2 separate regions of the Homo sapiens genome follow, and region 1 is linked to region 2. Evidence: read pairs that join two places in POLR2A ChIA-PET (ENCODE). Cell type or tissue: Caco-2. All regions are shown on one strand.

Region 1 (4,000 bases), 190 kb after region 2:
TGTATTTTCACCAGAGGGAGTTAGTCCTGCCCCAGTTCAGCTGGTCCTCAAAGTGTATATAGCTCTTTAACCATCAGCAAGTGTCTATCAGAACATAATCTTGATTTCAGCTGCTACTAAATATCTACCAGGAGACTGCTTGAGAGAATTGCCTGATGGGTGCTGAGTCCACCATTCCTGAGATACTTTGAAATCAGTGGCTTAACCCAAGCTGTGTATCGGGACCCTCTCACCGTGGTCCCAATGGAGTCACTTTTCTTAGGCGCCCCCCTTTACCTTGGGCTCTGAGCTTCCTCTGCCTTTCATCTCTGTGGGATGAAGCCCCACCGCCCTTCAGGATGCAAAGCCCTCTTCTCTAATGTGAGTGCAGGGCCAGGTGCAGTGGCTCACGCCTGACCTCCCAACACTTTGGGAGGCCGAGGCAGGGGGATCCCTTGAGCCCAGGAGTTTGAGACCAGCCTGGGCGACACTGTGAGACCCTGTTGCCTGAATTGCCCTGGGAGATTTCCTCAGCTTGTGCTGGGGGCATGTGGCCCCATGAAGCCCGTAGTCACTGTTCACCCTGAGAGACGCTGGCTTTCGGGCTCACACACCTGCTGCGGGGCAGCCCCAGGAAATGGCCACCCCATTTCTCCTGGAGCTGCGCGTGTTCTCAGAAACTGTGGTGGCCGTTCTGTTTTGTTTGCATCTTATAAACGTTTACCTGATGACATTTTCCTCTTCAATTTAGCTGCTAGAAAATTTAAAGTCAGGTTGGTGGCTCACCAGTAATGAGAGTTTAGAGTAGAAGTAAACTTTATGACATAGTCTTAGACTCTTCACTTTCTTCTCAACCAATATGATTCACATTTACTTTATTTTGCTGTACCGTGAGTGTCTCTGTGTTTCCTGAATTCCTTCTGGAATAAGGCAGGTTGTTAGTAAGCACAGGTTTCTGGTCCATCTCACAGCCTCAGGCAGTGGGCATTGCTGTCGGTGCTCCCTTTCCGGGTTACCTGTGGTAGCTCTCAAGTTGCAGGGCTGCGATTTGAAGCCTGATTTAGTACACCGTGTTTCTGTTGTGTTCTGTGGTGGTTTGCTCCTCACATGTGAGCATTCACCGTGGCCCTGTGTTTTTCCACCACACCTCTGCCTGGTGGCATCCTACTGGATGTCTCAGCCGAGCCACTCTGTTCTGAAGATGCCCTTGTCCTCCACCCCTTTGCTTTGGGCTCTAAGCTTCTTCTGCCTTTCATCTCTGTAGGATGAAGCCCCACCCGCCCTTCAGGATGCCAGCCTTGGCAACATTGTGAGACCCTGTTTCTACAAAAAGTAAATGAGTGTAGTGGTGCACGCCTGTATTCCCAGCTACTTGGGAGGCTGAGATGGGAAGATCACTTGAGCCTGGGAGGTTGAGGCTGCATTGAGCTGAGATCAAGCCACGGCACTCCAGCCTGGGAGACAGAGCGAAACCCCATCTCAAAAAAACAAAGAAAGTGGATGCGCGCTGCTCCTGCCATTGGATCATCGCAGCATTTTTCTTTTCTCTGATATGCACCTTTTTCCTCATCGTGGGGGCTCACGTTTTCATAGTTCCCTCTCACTACTAGGTTGTGAGCTGCGTGAAGGAAGGTTCATAGTTGTGTTGTATGTACAGGCACACAAAATTTGTCCTTGGATAAACACATATCCTCTTCCTTCTTCTCTCTGAATTTCTTTATTTTAAGAAAAAAATTAGAGATGGAGTCTCACTGTCTTGCTCAGGCTGGTCTCAAACTCCTAGGCTCAAGTGATCCTCCTGCCTCAGCCTATACTAATATGAATTCCTATACTAATATGATTGAAATTAGTTTGATTTCTATAATAATTGTGCTCCCAGATTGGGCTTCTGTTTTGATAGTAGAACTAAATTATTAGGCTATTTCAAGAAATTAATATATTACTGGTAGAAAAACTGAAGCTACAAAATGGCCTGGTTTCTCACTTCAGTTAAATTTGTGCTTCTGAGTGCTTGTATTCTAGGTGAAACCACACTGAGAAGGTATTTGTGGCCCATACACTGATTCCTTCATGAGACTTGTTTGCACAGGAGAGCTGCTAAAAATTACTGCTCTCAGGGAGGTCTGTGGTGAACAGGTATGAAGAAGAAGACTGTTCTCTGCCCTTCTTTTTGCAATAAAATGTTCCAAACTATCTTGAGTTTGATCCCTTTTCGGGTGTTTGGGGTTTTTTTAACATTCACATATTTCTTGGAATTATAAGAAATTAACTTTGTGCTTCTGAAGTAGGTTTGCCTTAATATAACACTGATGTATTTGTAAGGGGCATTTTTAAAGCTGTACTTTAAAAAATAATAATTCTTACATTCGTTTGAAGGTTTTTTTATGTGTGTTTTTGAGACAGAGGCTTGCTCTATCGCCCAGGCTGGAGTGCAGTGGCACGCTCTTGGCTCACTACAACCTCCGCATCTGGGGTTCAAGCGATTCTCCTGCCTCAGCCTCCTGAGTAGCTGGGACTACAGGTGCCCACCACCACGCCCAGCTAATTTTTTGTATTTTTTTTTTTTTTTTTTTTTTGAGGCAGAGTCTCTGTCGCCTAGGCTGGAGTGCGGTGGCACTATCTTGGCTCACTGCAAGCTCCGCCTCCTGGGTTCATGCCATTCTCCTGCCTCAGCCTCCCGAGTAGCTGGGACTACAGGCACCCGCCACCATGCCTGGCTAATTTTTTGTCTTTTTAGTAGAGACGGGGTTTCACCGTGTCAGCCAGGATGGTCTCGATCTTATGACCTCATGATCCACCCGCCTCAGCCTCCCAAAGTGCTGGGATTACAGGCGTGAGCCACCACGCCCAGCAATTTTTTGTATTTTTAGTACAGACAGGGTTTCACCATGTTAGCTAGGATGGTCTTGATCTCCTGACCTCTTGATCTGCCCACCTCAGCCTCCCAAAGTGCTGGGATTACGGGCGTGAGCCAGGGGGCCAACATGGTGAAACCCTATCTCTACTAAAAATACAAAATTAGCCGGGAATGGTGGTGCGCGCCTATAATCCCAGCTACTCGGGAGGCTGAGGCGTGAGAATCACTTGAACCTGGGAGGCAGAGGTTGCAGTGAGCTGAGATAGCGCCACTGCACTCCAGCCTGGGGGGCAGTGAGACTCCATCTCAAAAAAAAAAAAAAAAAAGAATAGAATAACCCTTGTTTAGGTGTTAACAAAATCCAGGCCAGACAAATCTAAACTTTAATCTCATACCCAGTTCCTAGATGAGTCCCTTCTCCAGCTCAGGTTCCGCCTAAGCCTCAGGGTTCCTTACTTGGTGGGCACCACCTGCTCCCTTCCCCACCTTTGTCCTCTTTTTCCTCTGCTGGCTCCTCCGGGGTTGGGTGTGTTCAGAGGCAGAGACAGGCTAAAGGTCTTTGGCTTTTAGGTTCTGTTGGTGGGTGAGTTCCAGATATAGCTTTCTCTTGTAGGATATTTCATTTATTTATCTATTAAAAATATTTATTTAGAACACACCATTCATGTGCCAGACCCTGTCCAGGCACTGGGGATAGGGTGATAAATGAGATCAACAAAAATACCTGCCCACATTAAGCTCCTGTTCTAGGGAAGACAGAAAGAAAATACACGTGTCCTTAGTATATTAGAAGATTCCAAGTACTGTAGAGAAAAATAAAGCAGGCTGGACTCGGTGGCTCATGCTTGTAATCCCAGCACTTTGGGAGGCTGAGGTGGGAGGATTACTTGAGCTCAGGAATTTGAGACCAGCCTGGGCAACATGGCAGATCCTGTCTCTCCCAAAAAAAAAAAAAAAATTTAGCTGGGTATGGTGGCGTGCATCTGTAGTCCCAGCCACTGGGGAGGCTGAGGAGGGAGAATTGCTTCAGCCTAGGAGGTGAAGGTTGCAGTAAACCGAGATCGTGCCATTGCACTCCAGCCTGGGTGACAGAGCCAGACCCTGTCTCAAATAAAACAAAAGGAAAGAAAGAAAATGAAAAAAAGAAAGAGATGGGGCAAGCAG
Region 2 (4,000 bases):
AAAATAAGTGAACACTGGGCTCCCCCACCCCATCCTGTAATAGTGAACACTGGGCCACCACGTCCTGTAGTAGAGGATATGGGGGGCACTAGGCTTTCACCCCATTCTCTAAGAGGATATGGGGGGCACTGGGCTTTCACCCCGTTCTCTAAGAGGATATGGGGGACACTGGGCTATCACCTCATTCTCTAAGAGGATATGGGGGGGCACTGGGCTTTTACCCCGTTCTCTAATAGGATATGGGGGGCACTGGGCTTTCACCCCTTCCTGCAGTGCGTATGAGGGGACATTCGCTGGATTCAGTGGACCTTCCTTACCTCCTGCATCCCAGTGGCTCTATTCCTGGAGGGTTTTTTTCAACTTGATAAATAATTCACATTTGTCCATACAACAAAATGACACCGTGGCTGTGTTGTGGGATGGCATACCTGGGTCCTGTGGATCTCCTCATGCTCCATTGAGCTTCTTTCTGTGGTGACAGCTGCCAGGTCAATGTGCAAGTCAATTCCAATATGTCTGCCTTTCTTCTCCATCCAGCCCCTTGTCCCCATTCCTCATCCATCTTTCCTCCCCATCATTTGCCTCATTTTGCTTCCTCCATTTTTCGCCTCCCACCACCTTTGCCCACTAGGGAACCTCTGTAGAGGCATCCCAAATCCACTAACAACCGTTTTGTTCTTGTGGAAGAACATACAGGACGCTTTACTTTCTATTCCTTTCCTGGGTTCTCAGCTCATGGGTCCCAAGGAGGGCCCCTGTGTCCTGTGTATCCGACTCCCATCTCCAGTGTGTTGCAGTGAAGTTTCTGTCACTGTGTGAAGGCAGCTGCAGGTTCCCAGTATTCTCCAGGGACCTTGTTTTATGTCATGTCCAATCTTTCCCTGTCACATGCTCCCACTGATATGTGTGCCCAGGGAGGAGGGGCACTGTGTCCTGTGTATCCGACTCCCATCTCCAGTGTGTTGCAGTGAAGTTTCTGTCACTGTGTGAAGGCAGCTGCAGGTTCCCAGTATTCTCCAGGGACCTTGTTTTATGTCATGTCCAATCTTTCCCTGTCACATGCTCCCACTGATATGTGTGCCCAGGGAGGAGGGGCACTGGGTCTTGGTGAGTGCTGAAGACCCCACAGATCCTTGGTGTTGGCATGCTCTTCCCCCGGAGACCTACACATCCACTCTGTTTTCTTTCAGGACTTAGCACCTCCCGCCTCCAGCCTCCCTTTCTTGCATCCCACTTCTCAGATGCCTTCCTATCCCCCCTTTCTGCTCTTGGCCAAGCCCATCTTCCTGGAAAAACCTGGTCATGCCCAGCTGCACAGATGCGAGAACAAATGTGGCAGGTGCCCAGGCCTGCATCCGCGGCCGCACCAGGGTAACACGTAGGGCAGCCCCTACCCCTCATTCTGGGCTTCGTGGGCCACTGCTGACCACAGCTGGCTGTCCACCTGGGACGTGGCACTGCAGCTTTCCCAACCAGGGCCTCCTTTTACCTCGTTAACCCCCAGCCGGTCCCTTGGACCATGGCTCGCTCTCTCAGAAGATGGTCAACTGGCTTCCCCGCTGAGCGCAGCTGCACACTGTGTTGGTCATGGGTCACCGTGAAGCAGCTCTGTTTGCACCTCCACTGACTGCACTGTCAGCACTGCGGACACAGCAGCGTCCTGCCCTCCGGAGCTTAAGCCCTAGTGGAGAAGCCAGATGCTACCCAGACAACCACAGTATTCACATGCACTTACACCGTGACAAGTGCTCCCCACCCACAGCCTGTTGCAGCAGGTGCCTGGTCACAGAGCCCAGGGGAGGCTTCCTGGGGAAGGCTCTGGCTGAGTTCTGCAGGGAGCCGGAGCTGGATGGGGCAAGAGGGAACAGCCAGTGCCCAGGGTGAGGCTGGTCTCCCAGTTCCTTGACCTGCAGAACGGGGAGCATGGCCCTTCATTCATGTCCATCCAGTGCGTCTTTCCCTTGCACTCCACTGAAGGCAGGGCTGGTGGCTTGGACTTTAGGATGGCGAGGAAACGTGTGTGGAAGTGAGAGATGGCTTACGGGGCCTCTTTCTGGTTTTTGAGTCTTTCAGGTGTGTTGAAGCCCAAACCACACAGCATCTGCCAGGCTGAGTGCAGGGTTGTTGTGCGCTGCAGTGTCTGACCCTCCCCGTCTGTCACTGGCCGGCTTGATGTGTGGAGCCGCAGAGAGGCTGCCCCGAAATAACTCACATTCCAGGGCAGGGTGGAATGTTTGCCTCCCTGTGCGGGTCTGCGTCTTGCTTTGTGCTGGGCTGCAACCCTGTGCATAATGAAATGAATATGAGCAGACTGTGCCCCAGGCTCCCACTGAGCTCCCTGGAGGGGTGATGGGTCTGCAGGATAAGAACAGGTAGATTTTTGCTGGCACTGTCTAGTTTTAACTGTTTTTGCCTGAGGAAAAATCTTCAATTCACGTGCTTCATGATTATGGGGCTAGTGATCAAGGGGTTTGTTCCTACGTGTATCTCAGAAGAGGTGGGAAATTCACCTTAGAAACTTTTATTTTAACATGTTTAATTTTTTTTTATCTTAGTGCTCTTGCAGTTTTCATGTTTGTTTAAATTGGAAATGCCAATGGTTTGAGGAAAAACATGTTAAGCCTGGAAGCAGAACTTCAGCAGATGCGGCTCTTTTCCTGTCTGTCTTTAGTGAGGCTTTGAGCTGCCTCGCACAAGCCGGTCAGTGATCCGGTCCTCGCCCAGGTTAAGGAGGGTCCTTGTGCGTTGCATGTGAGTTCCCCTCTCCGGTGTTGCTGGAGGGGATTTGCCGAATACTAAGTGTCATTCTTAAGCGTTACATGAATTATTTAGTAATGCACAGTGTCTCTCAGTAACCGTGTGCAACTAATACTGTATGAATTCATGAGTATTTCTGGAACCAGGAGACTTTTTAAGATCATATATTCATTCATTCAACAAATCTTTATTGGGTGTCCATTGTGTGCTGGGCACCATTCTAGGGGCTAATATTCCAGTGGGAGAGAGAGATGCTAAACATGAAACTATAAACTGGGTATCAGCATAAGTGATTCACAGGGTATGTTACTGGGAAGCCTCGTTGAGAGGCCGGGTGGTCAGGGAAGCCTCGATCAGAGGGAGGGTGGTCAGGGAAGCCTTGATGAGAGGCCAGGTAGTCAGGGAAGCCTTGATGAGAGGGAGGGTGGTCAGGGAAGCCTCCATGAGAGGCCAGGTGGTTGGGGAAGCCTCGATGAGAGGCCGGGTGGTCGGGGAAGCCTCGATGAGAGGCCGGGTGGTCGGGGAAGGCTCGATGAGAGGCAGGGTGGTCGGGGAAGCTTCGATGAAAGGCTGGGTGGTCGGGGAAGGCTCGATGAGAGGCCGGGTGGTCAGGGAAGGCTCGATGAGAGGCCGGGTGGTCAGGGAAGCCTCGATGAGAGGCCGGGTGGTCGGGGAAGCCTCGATGAGAGGCCGGGTGGTCGGGGAAGCCTCGATGGGAGGCCGGGTGGTCGGGGAAGGCTCGATGGGAGGCAGGGTGGTCGGGGAAGGCTCGATGAGAGGCCGGGTGGTCGGGGAAGCCTCGATGAGAGGCCGGGTGGTCGGGGAAGCCTTGATGAGAGGCCGGGTGGTCAGGGAAGGCTCGATGAGAGGCCGGGTGGTCGGGGAAGCCTCGATGGGAGGCCGGGTGGTCGGGGAAGCCTTGATGAGAGGCCGGGTGGTCAGGGAAGGCTCGATGAGAGGCCGGGTGGTCGGGGAAGCCTCGATGAGAGGCCGGGTGGTCGGGGAAGCCTCGATGGGAGGCAGGGTGGTCGGGGAAGCCTCGATGGGAGGCCGGGTGGTCGGGGAAGCCTCGATGAGAGGCCGGGTGGTCAGGGAAGGCTCGATGGGAGGCAGGGTGGTCGGGGAAGCCTCGATGGGAGGCCGGGTGGTCGGGGAAGCCTCGATGAGAGGCCGGGTGGTCAGGGAAGCCTCGATGGGAGGCCGGGTGGTCGGGGAAGCCTCGATGGGAGGCAGGGTGGTCGGG

What was found. Peaks named below come from ENCODE experiments on the same cell type or tissue, not always from the same donor. Only the 100,000 strongest peaks of a DNase experiment are listed, where the experiment ranks them.
Region 1: POLR2A ChIA-PET joins it to region 2 with 5 read pairs; 2 of 35 experiments call an interaction of 5 or more read pairs at or near these places.

What each region holds. Positions count from the first base shown.
Region 1 is chr5:274,769-278,768 of GRCh38, forward strand. The region is part of intron 2 of PDCD6 (programmed cell death 6); the gene reads left to right. The region is part of intron 2 of PDCD6-AHRR (PDCD6-AHRR readthrough (NMD candidate)); the gene reads left to right. Among named protein-coding and RNA genes, the nearest start is that of PDCD6-AHRR, 5.1 kb to the left of the region's middle. In Caco-2, no CTCF peak of the experiment used is centred here; no DNase peak of the experiment used is centred here.
Region 2 is chr5:80,087-84,086 of GRCh38, forward strand. No RefSeq gene overlaps it. Among named protein-coding and RNA genes, the nearest start is that of PLEKHG4B, 10 kb to the right of the region's middle. RefSeq lists a silencer at 2,528-2,822. In Caco-2, no CTCF peak of the experiment used is centred here; DNase peaks (open chromatin) are centred at 1,697 and 2,245.